Regions from separate parts of the Homo sapiens genome. Here regions 2 and 3 are each linked to region 1. Evidence: chromatin contacts called from ENCODE Hi-C data. All regions are on one chromosome and are shown on one strand. Each heading gives the region's core, a stretch centred on a gene start or an enhancer-like site at or near the end of the contact. The rest is flanking DNA. Distances are from core to core; before and after follow the strand shown.

The links. A loop is a pair of places that touch in the nucleus more often than their neighbours do. Pooled maps may share reads with other maps.
Region 2: a map of naive thymus-derived CD4-positive, alpha-beta T cell shows a loop between it and region 1 (20-fold over the local background). The contact joins the promoter of RBM15 here to the promoter of CSDE1 in region 1. A Hi-C loop is called at or near these places in 1 of 168 maps with a recorded cell type or tissue (naive thymus-derived CD4-positive, alpha-beta T cell), 3 of 37 single-sample maps with no recorded cell type and 10 of 50 pooled maps.
Region 3: a loop to region 1 is called in a pooled map of heart left ventricle, with 12 times the contacts of the local background. The contact joins the promoter of LRIF1 here to the promoter of CSDE1 in region 1. A Hi-C loop is called at or near these places in 1 of 37 single-sample maps with no recorded cell type and 9 of 50 pooled maps.

Annotation. Positions count from the first base shown.
Region 1 is chr1:114,755,905-114,760,382 of GRCh38, forward strand. It overlaps CSDE1 (cold shock domain containing E1), which reads right to left and starts at 2,080. Exons shown (of 20, transcript NM_001007553.3): 1 at 2,021-2,080. RefSeq lists enhancers at 1,477-1,796, 1,632-2,625, 1,997-2,286.
Region 2 is chr1:110,336,818-110,341,295 of GRCh38, forward strand. It overlaps RBM15 (RNA binding motif protein 15), which reads left to right and starts at 2,560. Exons shown (of 3, transcript NM_022768.5): 1 at 2,560-4,478. The coding sequence starts at 2,589. LOC124904276 reads left to right here. Exons shown (of 1, transcript XM_047437983.1): 1 at 1-2,186. The coding sequence starts at 1,618. The coding sequence ends at 2,124. It overlaps RBM15-AS1 (RBM15 antisense RNA 1), which reads right to left and starts at 2,354. Exons shown (of 4, transcript NR_036595.1): 1 at 2,180-2,354. RefSeq lists enhancers at 1,239-1,428, 2,569-2,868, 2,899-3,018, 2,989-3,727, 3,099-3,548 and 2 more and a silencer at 1,529-1,798.
Region 3 is chr1:110,961,484-110,965,961 of GRCh38, forward strand. LRIF1 (ligand dependent nuclear receptor interacting factor 1) reads right to left here and starts at 2,439. Exons shown (of 4, transcript NM_018372.4): 1 at 2,138-2,439. The coding sequence starts at 2,205. RefSeq lists enhancers at 2,027-2,563, 2,098-2,307.

The DNA.
Region 1 (4,478 bases), core at 830-3,329:
AGACTTAGTGCCACTGAACTGTACAATGAAAAACACTGGAACACTAAATTTCATGTTATGAATGCTCCAGCATAATTTGATATTTTAGCATTTTGTTTGTTTAAAACAAAAATCGATGGCCCTACACGATGTGTCTTCAGGTGGGGAGAAGGGAAAATAAGGGTAGAGGGTAAAGCCAGACTGCACGTCAGCTTTCACGCTTTCAATTTTGATTTGCTAGGACTTTACCAGATTTTCACCCACACTCGCTAAAGGTCACACTTAAGTCAGTACTTACAAAAAAAGAAAACCTATCTTCTGTGCCTCAAATACTTTAGTTTTCAACTCAGCTGCTATAAATAATCATCTCGATGGTAAACATCCAGAACAGCTGCAAAACCAAACTATTACCTTCTCTTTTATTTTAGTCCCAGGGCTAAAACGAAACAAAAAGAAGGCCAAATATTTATCTAAGTTTTATGACTCAGGTATATCCCTACTGAAGTATATAAAGCCCCTCCTTACCCACACCAAGGATATCCATTATTGGTTAGTACCAAAAGAAAACCAAGGTATGTATTATAGTGCTCCTCAATGCAATATCAAGAATGTTTGCCTTTAGTTACTCAAAATGAAAATTACTCAGCATTTTAGTATAGAGTAGCTTATATCTGTGGGCTATAATTTGAAACCTACATTCTAAAAAAGTAGGTTAGTAGCAGTGGCTGAGAACTGCCAGTTCATACCAGCCTGATGAAAATTTAAGCCTCTCAAAAAGATTTAACTACCACAGTGCCTTTGAGCATTCTCCCTCTCCGCCCTGTCTCCCAACTGTTTAAAGAGCGCCATATTCTTTTACTCATTTAAGGTGCAAAACACGAAAATTAACTTGCCCAACAACGTTCAGATATTCTTTGCAGATTCAAGCCTGTTTCAGGGAGCGTTCTCTGCTTCACCTGTGAGTTAAGCAAGACGGCCGCCATCTGGGTGTTTCTAAGGGAAAACCTTAAAGCAAAAGAACCTTGGCACTAAGATTTCGTATTGATAAAATAGCATGGCAAAAATTTGAAGCTGTCTCCGACGGGGGAACTCTAAAACATTCTACATAGAATGACGAAGCCAGGCCGTTCATTGCACAATGTGGGTGGGCCAGGCGCTGGCACCATGAGAACTACAGGAGGTGGAAGGGAGGACACTACTGAGCTTTCAGGGCGCACGCCCATTCCCCAAGATAGAGGGGTGGGAGCCACGTGCCTAAAAGATTAGGGACTGGTTCCCTTTCTCAAGACGCCGAAGGGGAGACAATGAGGGGAAGGTTGGGTGCTGAGACCCTGCTCTAGGTGACTGGAGTAACGATGTCAATTCCGCCACACTACTGTGCCAGATGTGGCTGGGGAAAGGTGTCTTTAAACACTTCCCCTAAGATATCTAGATGGAGCAGGGTCTCAGTCTATACACAAAGAAGGCGCCACTGCCGCACTGCGCTCTGGTACTGGTAGTCAGATTCCCAAGCAGGTAACGGCCAGGAAACTACAGGGTCCAGAGTCAAAGTAGGCCCCTCTTCTCGGTCTCAGGCTCTTCCAACCTCACACAAAGGACCGCGCCACCACCCCCTCGCCCCGCCCGCCGGGACATGTAGTTCCCGTTTCCCCAGACAAGCCGCAGATGGGGAAGCAGCCAGACTACAGATCCCAGCAGCCTCCGCGCCCGAGCCCCGCACCCTCTGCCTCCATCTTGGCTGCTGTCGGAGCCTCCATTTTCGCTCCCTCCCCCCACTTTAGTCACCACCACCACTACCACCACGCGCAGCCGGCTGGCCTCAACTCCTCGTTTCAGCTCTGCGACCTGACATGAGGCCCAGGCAGTTGAACGGGAGACGTATGAAAAAGCCCAGGGCAGGGAATCGGGGTGCATTCTTCCCCACCTAGAGCTCTACGAGTGCCCACCTTGACTCAGAAGGCTTCTCGTTAGCCTTGGTCTTATTCTCAGCCCTTCCCCTGGGTTTCTGCTACCCCCAGTTGGACCCTGAGGTCGTACTCACCCCAACAGCTCAGCGCCCCCTCTCCAGCGCCGCCATAAGCAGCACGGCCCGGTACGTAGGAATAAATCTCGCTTCTCTCGCGAGAGTTGCGGGCTCCGGGCGCGTGCACGAGAAGGGGCGGAGTGAAGCGTACTCTCAACACGCTTGCGCAGCAGGGCTAAGTGACGCCAAGCAGTTTGCTGCACTTAACCACAACCAACATGGTGGCTGCATTACATTACATTCCTTCTTGGGTGTGCTGCGGGAAGCAATCTCGGTGTTTACTGACTCCTCCTGGACACTAGGGGTGGCGGGTGGCTTTAGGCGTCTCTAGTCTTCGAGCGTTTGAATACGTTTTAGCCCACAATAATGGGGTAAACCTTGAAGGCCAACAATTCTGATGGCATATTCAGGAGTCATAAAAAATGATTTATCTTTTCCCAGCAAAAATCCGGAAGGACCTCACACTCGTTTCTTCTTATAGTGCAAGCATTCTTTCTTACGTCTACTGTTTTAGAGGAATTTCATTAGTATAGAGTCAGCTTTGTAGCAAGGTAATTTAGAAATCTAAATGAGACCTTTGTTTTCCACGAAAAACATTGCAACAGATGCACAAGAGTGAGCAAGGCTGCATAATCACTAAACAAAATGAAACAAATTCAGTCAACTGACCTTTCAAGTTACGAAAGATATTCCTGTTGTGTCAGGTAATCAAAGAGGGTGGATCAGTAATTAAAAGGTTGAAATAAGAGCAAAGAGATGATTCATCCAATGGGGGAAGAAGGAAGGAGAAAAATGGGTAATTATGACCACAGGAAGTTCAATGGATTATCCCCTGCCAGACAGTAGAGCATGCTCCTCTGGTGAGAGGAATGCTTTTCCCAGATTCAATGCTTCTGTTTTCACAGATTCACTGGCTCTCTCACTTGACAGTATTGGATAAATAATGAGCAGCCAGTCTTCTGAGAACTCTCCTACCCACTTTTTGCTTACAACACATTTATTTGACATGTTGTATGTGTAACCACTGGGAAGTATACAGTTGTAAAGAAAATCGGATATAGACTTGTCCTCAAGGAACTTTTAGTCTAGCATCATTGATGATCACAAAAACAAATCTAAACATACACATTGGAATAAGTGCAATGAAGGAAAGACAACCTTCAATTCAACCTCTTGAATTCTAAGAGGAGGCCGTGTCCCATTTCTGTTCAAAAATTTCCTCACCACCTTTGTTGCTGGTGTCCAGTCCCATGTATAACACCTCAAAACTGCCTTTTTGCTCTCTTTGATGCCTTCCCACGCTTTCCTAAGCACAAATATTTGCTTCATTTTCAATGCTTTCATAGCTCACTCTATTGTAATTATTAGTTTTTACTAGGTAGTAATACTCTAGCACAGAGCTTATGAAATTCATCTTTGCATCCCTGGTTGTTGACAGTGCCCGCTCTCAACAACTCTCAAAAGCTTGTTGAATAAATAGCACTGGACAACAGTATGATAAGTTGTTAGAAATTGGAATATATTTCTGGGAAACTACAGAATGTAAATTTTTTTTTTTTTCAGATGGAGTTCACTCGTGTTGCCTAGGCTGGAGTGCAATGGCATGATCTCAGCTCACTGCAACCTCCGCCTCCCGGGTTCAAGCAATTCTCCTGCCTCAGCCTCCTGAGTAGGTGGGATTACAGGCGTGCACCACCACACCCGGCTAATTTTTGTATTTTTGGTAGAGACAGGGTTTCACCATGTTGGCCAGGCTGGTCTCGAACTCCAGATGTCGTGATCCACCCGCCTCAGCCTCCCAAAGTGCTGGGATTACAGGCATGAGCCACCGCACCCGACCTAATTTTGTATTTTTAGTAGAGACAGAGTTTCTCCATGTTGGTCAGGCTGGTCTCCAACTCCTTACCTCAGGTGATCCGCCCACCTCGGCCTACCAAAGTGCTGGGATTGCAGGCATGAGCCACCACGCCTGGCCCAGAATGTAAATATTTCAAACCAGCTGTTTTGTTTAATTCACCCAGTTCTTAAATCGAGATCTCCCCTTCCTGCAATACAGCTGGTCTGTGTATTCTAATCTAATGTTATAGAGAAACTGTACCAGGCTCTTGCGCTAGATATGAGGTCATGTGAAACTAATTAGGTAATTAGGTAATTCTACTTTTAGTATACATTCTCAAATATCACAGCAATAGGAAATGTAAAAAAAAAAAAGTCTTACTAAATTATATCAATACAATTACTATTAATAAGGAAGGATAAAGCCTTGATTTCTACCATTACACATAGCTTCTGAAAACCTTCTTTAATTATATAATCATTTCATCATCATCATTCTGAATATATCCCAATTGTCTTTAAATTCCTTTAAATTCCTCCTTGTTCCAAAATTAATATCAATTTACATTTAACACAAAATGCAGTCTGTATAAACCGAGAAATATACATTTTAGCTTCTAATGCATTAAAGAAAGTAACA
Region 2 (4,478 bases), core at 1,310-3,809, 4.4 Mb before region 1:
AACCCAGCTATAACTTTTTATTTCATGCTTTTACAAATAATGTGTTCATGTGTTTTTTATCCTCCAGCATCCAGATTTTTATCTTTAAATACCATCTCCCACTAAAAGGAACCAGAGCTCTCTGGAGAAATGGCTGATTCCACAACTGGGGCAGGAAATGTATCAGGTAAGTCTGGAAGAAAATAATGGAGAAAAGAAGAGTGGGAAGAGTGATGCAGATGAAACAAGATTGACATGATTTGATAATTGCTGAAATAGGGTGTTGGGTACACATGGGAGTTCTTTAAAGTATTCTTTTATATATTTTAAACTTTTTCCATAAAAATAGTTTAAGGAAAGTTAAAAATGTTATTTTTTAAACTGAAGGAGTAATAGCGCCCTTTGTAGAAACAAAAGATTTCTACAAAGAAAAGTAAAGTCTCCCTCCTACTCCAGACCCTCGCACACCTCTTCAGGGCAATCCTAGTAACAATTTCCCGTGTATTTGTCAAGAAAGTTTCCATGAAAATATATTTTTTAAATGTACATACTCATAAATACAAACATTTTTAAAACCACAAATGGTAGCGTATTATACACATTATTTTATGCCTTATGAAGTTTTATTTCCCATTTTAATACAATGAAGATGTCTACACATTACAATATTGTGGATTTTTATGCTTTACAATTGAGCTTCTTCCTTCGAGTTTCTTTGATCTAATCAAGAGATAGAAGGCCTCCAGCTTCACATTCCTCACGATTATTTACAAAAAGAAGGATGGCTCAGCCAAGGCTAAATTTAGGTTACAGTCCCTAATCTTAACACAGTTTTTAAGTTTAGGTTTCAGCTTTTGGGATATTATTGTTACCTTGAAAAATGTCACGTTTAAAAACACCTCACACCCTCTACTATAGATTGGATCTTGGGAAATAGGGTTGAGGACCGGATCAATACAAGAATCCTCATAACCTCCGCCCCGGCGCGAACCTGGGAGGGCTGCAGACAGTCTAAAGGCTGTGGTGACCTCAGCGCTGCGTCCCTCCAGCAACCGGCGAGTGCTGGGGCACAGGCCATACCCCCCTAAGCTCGGCATCGCCTGCACCTCTCACAGGTGCTCTGTCCGCCACAGTAACGCACTATGGAAAGGAAAGTTGTACGGCGAACGACTGAAGGAGCCAAACGAGGTGGATCTGGAGCGGCCGCAAGGTGCCTGTGCTGCTGGCTTTTAACACACAATAAGAGTGCCAAGGGATACAAGAAGCCACAGGGGGAAAAACAAGTGACATATCTGCATGGAGCCTAAATTTCGCTTGGTGATTTTCAGGGTAGAAGCATTACATATTAAAAACACTGCTATTTTAGGGGAATACAGAATTTAAAAATCCACACAGATTCGCAACATAAAACATGCCGCCCAAAGACACGTCCGCGGTGTCCCGACAGTTCCGGCTCCGCCCGCGGGCCACGAGGCGGGGAGCGACGGTCACTCCCCTCGGTTACCCGGAGTACTTGGGCGGGAACGGGTAGCTCGCGGGAGAGACGGGCTCCTGGGCGAGGGCTGCGTCTTAGTCGCCCTGCTTCTTAGCTCTCGAGGTCCCGCGTGTTACGTGTTAGCACCGCCCGGGGGCGTCAGCATGACCCGAGGCTGCAGGAACCGTGAACTCTCTGCCCCGCGGGCCCAGGTGACCGCGGGCGGCGCTCTCCCGCGCGCGGGGGGCGGGGCTCCCCCCGGCTGTTCACTCAGCTACCACAGCGACGTAAAATGGTGTCCGCTAGGCGTCCCAGGACGGCTTCCTGAGGGACTGGAGGGCCCCGACAGCCGGAAAGCCTGCCCCGCCCCTTGGCCGGCACAGGTACGACGGCGGGGAGCTCAGAAGTTTCGAACTCCAAGGGCCGAAGCACAGCCAAACACCCCACGGAACTTAACAAATGTTTGTGGGGAGAACGCCGAAAACGCGGGGAGGCGGGGCTGGCGCACAGTCACCCTCTCGCGACATCTAAGTGACGTCGCACAGCAAGCACGTGTTCTAGTCTTTCACCTTCAGTCAGCCTCCTCCGTTATACAGGCCTACCCCTTTAAGCGAGTGATGGACAGTTATTTCAGCCTATCAACTTCCTTGCCGACATCCAATCAGATTTAAACTTCTTTTAGCCGCCGGAGGAGTTGGAAAAAGGGGGTCGAAAGAGGGAGCTTACCGTCTCTCGCGATATCGCTGTGAGCCTGCCTCTCTGGAAAAAACGCCGAAACTGATGGCCCGACCTCCCAAATAGTGGTTTAAAGGACGGGTTTATAAGCCAATGAAAGGGATAAGGAGGTGGGTTGCTGCTGTCACTGAGCAAGAAGTACCGTTACAGGGCAGACTTTTTGTCCAATCAACACCTCAACACTTTGGGTCACGTGACCGCAGAGTGCGAGGGGCGGAGCTACAGTCTGGCGCGAGGAACCGTTAAGATAGACAACAAATGTAACCAATGAGGTACTCCGACTAGGGGGTTGGGAACCCAATAACAGTGGTTGGGCGGGCGCCTTCCTGGAGCGCGGGGAGATGTAAAGATAGACAAATAATTTTCCCAATGAGACTGTAGAAGAGAGAGCAATTGGCCAATGAGGACTGCGGGGCGGGACCCTGTGCCGCGGCGGAGTCCAAGATGGCGGCGTGCGGTTCCGCTGTGTGAAACGAGCGCGGGGCGGCGGGTTACTCAGCTCCGCGGAGACGACCTCCGACGACCCGCAACAATGAAGGGAAAAGAGCGCTCGCCAGTGAAGGCCAAACGCTCCCGTGGTGGTGAGGACTCGACTTCCCGCGGTGAGCGGAGCAAGAAGTTAGGGGGCTCTGGTGGCAGCAATGGGAGCAGCAGCGGAAAGACCGATAGCGGCGGTGGGTCGCGGCGGAGTCTCCACCTGGACAAGTCCAGCAGTCGAGGTGGCAGCCGCGAGTATGATACCGGTGGGGGCAGCTCCAGTAGCCGCTTGCATAGTTATAGCTCCCCGAGCACCAAAAATTCTTCGGGCGGGGGCGAATCGCGCAGCAGCTCCCGGGGTGGAGGCGGGGAGTCACGTTCCTCTGGGGCCGCCTCCTCAGCTCCCGGCGGCGGGGACGGCGCGGAATACAAGACTCTGAAGATAAGCGAGTTGGGGTCCCAGCTTAGTGACGAAGCGGTGGAGGACGGCCTGTTTCATGAGTTCAAACGCTTCGGTGATGTAAGTGTGAAAATCAGTCATCTGTCGGGTTCTGGCAGCGGGGATGAGCGGGTAGCCTTTGTGAACTTCCGGCGGCCAGAGGACGCGCGGGCGGCCAAGCATGCCAGAGGCCGCCTGGTGCTCTATGACCGGCCTCTGAAGATAGAAGCTGTGTATGTGAGCCGGCGCCGCAGCCGCTCCCCTTTAGACAAAGATACTTATCCTCCATCAGCCAGTGTGGTCGGGGCCTCTGTAGGTGGTCACCGGCACCCCCCTGGAGGTGGTGGAGGCCAGAGATCACTTTCCCCTGGTGGCGCTGCTTTGGGATACAGAGACTACCGGCTGCAGCAGTTGGCTCTTGGCCGCCTGCCCCCTCCACCTCCGCCACCATTGCCTCGAGACCTGGAGAGAGAAAGAGACTACCCGTTCTATGAGAGAGTGCGCCCTGCATACAGTCTTGAGCCAAGGGTGGGAGCTGGAGCAGGTGCTGCTCCTTTCAGAGAAGTGGATGAGATTTCACCCGAGGATGATCAGCGAGCTAACCGGACGCTCTTCTTGGGCAACCTAGACATCACTGTAACGGAGAGTGATTTAAGAAGGGCGTTTGATCGCTTTGGAGTCATCACAGAAGTAGATATCAAGAGGCCTTCTCGCGGCCAGACTAGTACTTACGGCTTTCTCAAATTTGAGAACTTAGATATGTCTCACCGGGCCAAATTAGCAATGTCTGGCAAAATTATAATTCGGAATCCTATCAAAATTGGTTATGGTAAAGCTACACCCACCACCCGCCTCTGGGTGGGAGGCCTGGGACCTTGGGTTCCTCTTGCTGCCCTGGCACGAGAATTTGATCGATTTGGCACCATACGCACCATAGACTACCGAAAAGGTGATAGTTGGGCATATATCCAGTATGAAAGCCTGGATGCAGCGCATGCTGCCTGGACCCATATGCGGGGCTTCCCACTTGGTGGCCCAGATCGACGCCTTAGAGTAGACTTTGCCGACACCGAACATCGTTACCAGCAGCAGTATCTGCAGCCTCTGCCCTTGACTCATTATGAGCTGGTGACAGATGCTTTTGGACATCGGGCACCAGACCCTTTGAGGGGTGCTCGGGATAGGACACCACCCTTACTATACAGAGATCGTGATAGGGACCTTTATCCTGACTCTGATTGGGTGCCACCCCCACCCCCAGTCCGAGAACGCAGCACTCGGACTGCAGCTACTTCTGTGCCTGCTTACGAGCCACTGGATAGCCTAGATCGCAGGCGGGATGGTTGGTCCTTGGACCGGGACAGAGGTGATCGA
Region 3 (4,478 bases), core at 1,189-3,688, 3.8 Mb before region 1:
CCATCACAAATATCTTCCAGATTTTTCCTTTGTACTCTAAGATTAAATTTGGGTTTTACATGTGATGTTCTGATGAATTAAGAGATACTTCAAACAATATACAACAATATACAATTCTGTATTATGCTACTGAAAAATTTTAAATAAGCAGTAACAGGAAATATTTAAGCTACAAACAATAAGAAAATCATAGTCATTTAAGTTATAAAAATAAATGATTTAGTACCATCAAACATGTTACCAGAAAAATAAGAAAACTAAGTTTCCAATAAACTACAAGGGCCGTTAATATTATTTACAAAATTATATTTGGATGTTTTATTACTTACAGAACAGAATGGAATCAAATACGCAACCATTAACCAAAGTAAATGTCGAAGCTTCAGAAAGTCATCTGGTAAATGTCCCAAATATATGATGTAAAACCTCAATGATTTAAATAAATACATTCAAAAATAATAAAAACAATGCATAAATCAATGAGTTAATGAACTCAAAATGACTTATGAATGTAATTTGTAATTTAAAAATCTCCAAATCCCCAAAAGGATTAGAAACTGGATAACAGAGTTAAGGGTACACACACACACACACACACACACACACACACACAAAGTAAAGTTGTTTATCTTACTTTTTGTATTTAAAAATGCAATCCTAAAACAAATTTTCTATAAATTAAGCTAAGTCAGAAGTCAGTAAGTATTCAGGTACTAAAATAAGGCTGCAGAAATTAATCATTTAAAAAGTAATTCTACTTTCTCATATGTACACAGGGCACTCTCTGCCCCTTCCCCCAAACTTCCACCACAAAATTAAAAAAAAGAAAAAAGAAAAAAACACACAAGTACACCAAAAAATGGCTCTTTTTATGATTTGAAATACAATGGTTCTATCTTGACAGTTCAACAGAATTTTGGCTCATTACTATTAGTGACCATTTCCTTTTATAATATTGCTTTTAAGGACTCACCATTACTTACGGTCTTTATTGCAATGGAGTTTTCTACTTGCAATTAAAGAAAACTACCTGCTGGGCTAAAATCTGTACAGAATTAAAGTTGTATGCTTATAATAGTAATAGTTAACATTTAAATTGTGCTTTACTATTTTCCTACACGACGTATTTTACATTATTTCATTCTCCTAATCTTTAAAATATTTCTAAGTGCTATTATTTACAGACTGGAAACAGGTACCTGGCCTCACAAATGCTAACTAGCAAAGTTGAGATTAACCCCAGGTAGCTTGATTTTCTTCAAACGAAAATCCTCTTCCATGAGTTTTGCATCTTAGTTCTTCATTTTCTTATTAGAGTCTGCAGACCCTATTTTTTCCTCATCACTTAATCTACTAACCATGTGAGAGTACAAGTGAAAATATTCTGCTTTAGCTAACATTGTTTCCAATTCATTTCCTTGTAATACAATTTAAAAAAAAAAACCCAAAAACTAAGTTACTGATCATCTATTTTCTAACTTTACAAGAATATCTTCCTTAGAAATACTGGACTCTCCTCATGCCAAATATAAATAGCCAATGAAATGGCACTTCATTACACCCTACTTCAAAAAGGCTGTTCAAAAGGACTGACTTTACACGAGGATTTCTCCAGTCTTACTTCTCTCTCTTCACATAAAACTATTACTTGAAATTTTAAATATTCGATCTCCTCATTCTAAAGCCCTTTTTCTTCAATCACACACCCTTTCTGTCTCACTATTAAAATCTATTTTCACTGAAGGTCCAGCGCCACCAGGGCTGCACTTGCTAATCCGTGCTGACTGCTGCGTTTCTGCGTGTGCGTGAGAATCTTCCAGAAGGTTTGAGTCACATAAGAGCGTCGGCCATCTTGGTTTTCATCTCCCGTGGAGATCTACTCGGTCCGCCTATTAAACTTGAGACGCTGGGGTCCCGCGGAGCCGCTGTGTCAGGCTCTAAAGAGGTTTTACATTTCCCAGAGGAAAGCGCTCTATGGGCTTTAAGCGCCGCGGAGACAAGCGCTTCCCGCCTGGGTGGCGCACTCTGCGGGCTCCAACTCCTCTCAACTACACAGCGTCCGGAAACGACGGCCGACTCCACATCCCTAAGACGGACAGAGGGGCAGCCGTGGGGAGGATTCGAAACCGGTACTTACCAACGCGAGGCGTTGCCTGAATTTTCCTCTGCGGGTTTCAGGAAGACCCTCCGTAGGTTATTTGACATTTTAGTGGGGAGAAAGGGGACACCTCATCCAGAAAAGTGGGAAGCGTGGGGCCGAGTTTCCCAATGGGGCGAGAACCAGAGCGAGGGAATGTTGGGCTGGAGTTGCCCACAGCAACTGTGAGGGGTTCGACCTTAACGGAGGGCGACAGCGGGCTCTCGAGAGGGTGTATCCCCAGGCTTCGGGACGAGGTCGCGCACCGCGCAGAAACCGGAAGGCTCCTGGCGGTGGACTGCGCCCTCACAGCCCTACGCTGAGAGAGAATCGGCGTGAGTCTCCGCCCTCAGAGCCTACGACAACTCTCCAGACTCCGCCGGAGCAGGCGCAGGGGGCGTGGCCTTGGTGGCACCACCCCCAACAGAGCCTGGTCAGTGCTGAAGACTGCGTCAGTCTGGCTCTGCCGCCCCGCCCACTGAAGCCGATAGCTGGAGCAAAGCTCGGTCGGGCGTCTTCCGGGGTCGTCACGTCCGGTTGCCAAGGTGACTGGCTCGCTAAAGCCCAACCCTTATGATGCAATCCAATGGCAAGTGATATTTGCTATCTTTTCTTCCGGATCAAGGAACAAATCGCAAAAGAAAGCTCTCCCGACACCTACGCAAAATAAAATGTTTCCGGGGTCAATCATAAATTTTCTGCTTCTGTGCTCGCCGCTAGCGTACGTTTTTCTCTCCCGTCAGTGCATTAAAAGACATCGGCGCGCTTTTTTGGAGTCATGCACTTCTGGCCTGAGAAAACTTAAAACGCCTGCCTGTGGCCAGCGATTATTGTTGCTGCTTCTCTGAAGGTTTCCCATTTACTCCTCTTTCCTGAAGCTTTGCCTCTAGACTTACTTAACTCTTTCCTCCAGCCTACGTTCATCGAAACTATCACTTATTGTCATATAGACCTTTATTTCTGAAGGGAGATCTGGGAGTTGCATCAGAACATCCATTGTATTCATTAAATCATTTATTCAGCTGTCCATTGCAGTTGATGCTCTTTATCTCACACTATTTGAGAATTTTTCCTCGCAGCACTATTAATTAGTCCCTCATCTTGACGCCATTGGCAATATACTTTCCTGGTTTTGCTCCTACCTTTTTGTCTACACCTTCTCAATCTCTTTTGAAGATATCTCCCTTTTCAAGGGAGTTCCTTTCAGCTTGATCACTGATTCTCTTATGTTTTCAAACTGTCTTGTCTCGATTCGTGGTTTTATTCATGCTCCTGGATTGAATTACCACCTCCACCCATTATTTTACCACCAAACACATGTATGTCCTTGGCACTGATTTAAGTGTTTTACAAAATTAATTTACTCCTAACAGCTAATAAAATAATTATTATATGCAGATGAAGTAACTGATGCTCAGAGAGGGTGAACAAATTTTTAGAGGTCATAGAGCTTGTGAGTGATGGAGCCAGGCTCCAAATCCAGGTTGTCTGGCTAAACACACCATGTACTACTGCATTATGCTGCCGTGTGACTCATAAATTTATGTTCCCAGTTCTGATTTCTCTGAGATCTATACCTGGATGTTCAAGTGAATTGTTGAGATATCCTTTTTGCTATTTTAAAAGCCCCTTCAAATGAAACATGTTCAAAACCACACTTATGACTTGCTTCTCTTCCCCCCACTACACGTTTTCTTTTATCAGTGCTATCTCAGAAAGAAAGAAAGAAATAACTTCCTTCCATTAAAGTTGCCTAAATCCCAGTGTCATCCTTAACACTTTCCTTTTTTTATTCCAAAATATACAATTCACCAACTTTTGCAGATTTTATCTTCTAAATATCTTACAAGTCTGCTTTATATTTCTATTACTACTACTGTAGAGCAAGCTTACTTGGTCTAGTAAAGCTTTAACGGATACCCTCATATCCACTCCTTTTTTATTTATTTATTTTTTTAGAGGGAGTCTCACTCTGTCACCCAGGCTGGAGTGCAGTGGGCAATCTCAGCTCACTGCAAGCTCCGCCTCCTGGGTTCACGCCATTCTCCTGCCTCAGCCTCCTGAGTAGCTGGGACTACAGGCGCCCGCCACCACACCCAGCTAATTTTTTGTATTTTAATTAGAGATGGGGTTTCACTGTGTTAGCCAGGATGGACTCGATCTCCTGACCTCCTGATCTCCCCGCCTCAGCCTCCCAAAGTGATGGGATTACAGGCGTGAGCCTCATATCCACTCTTGTATTCCTGTAAATGCTGCAGCCAGAGATACCATATGGAAACACAAATCTGATGGTGTCATCTCACTGCATTAAAAAAAAAAATCAGTTTCCCCATTGCTCTTA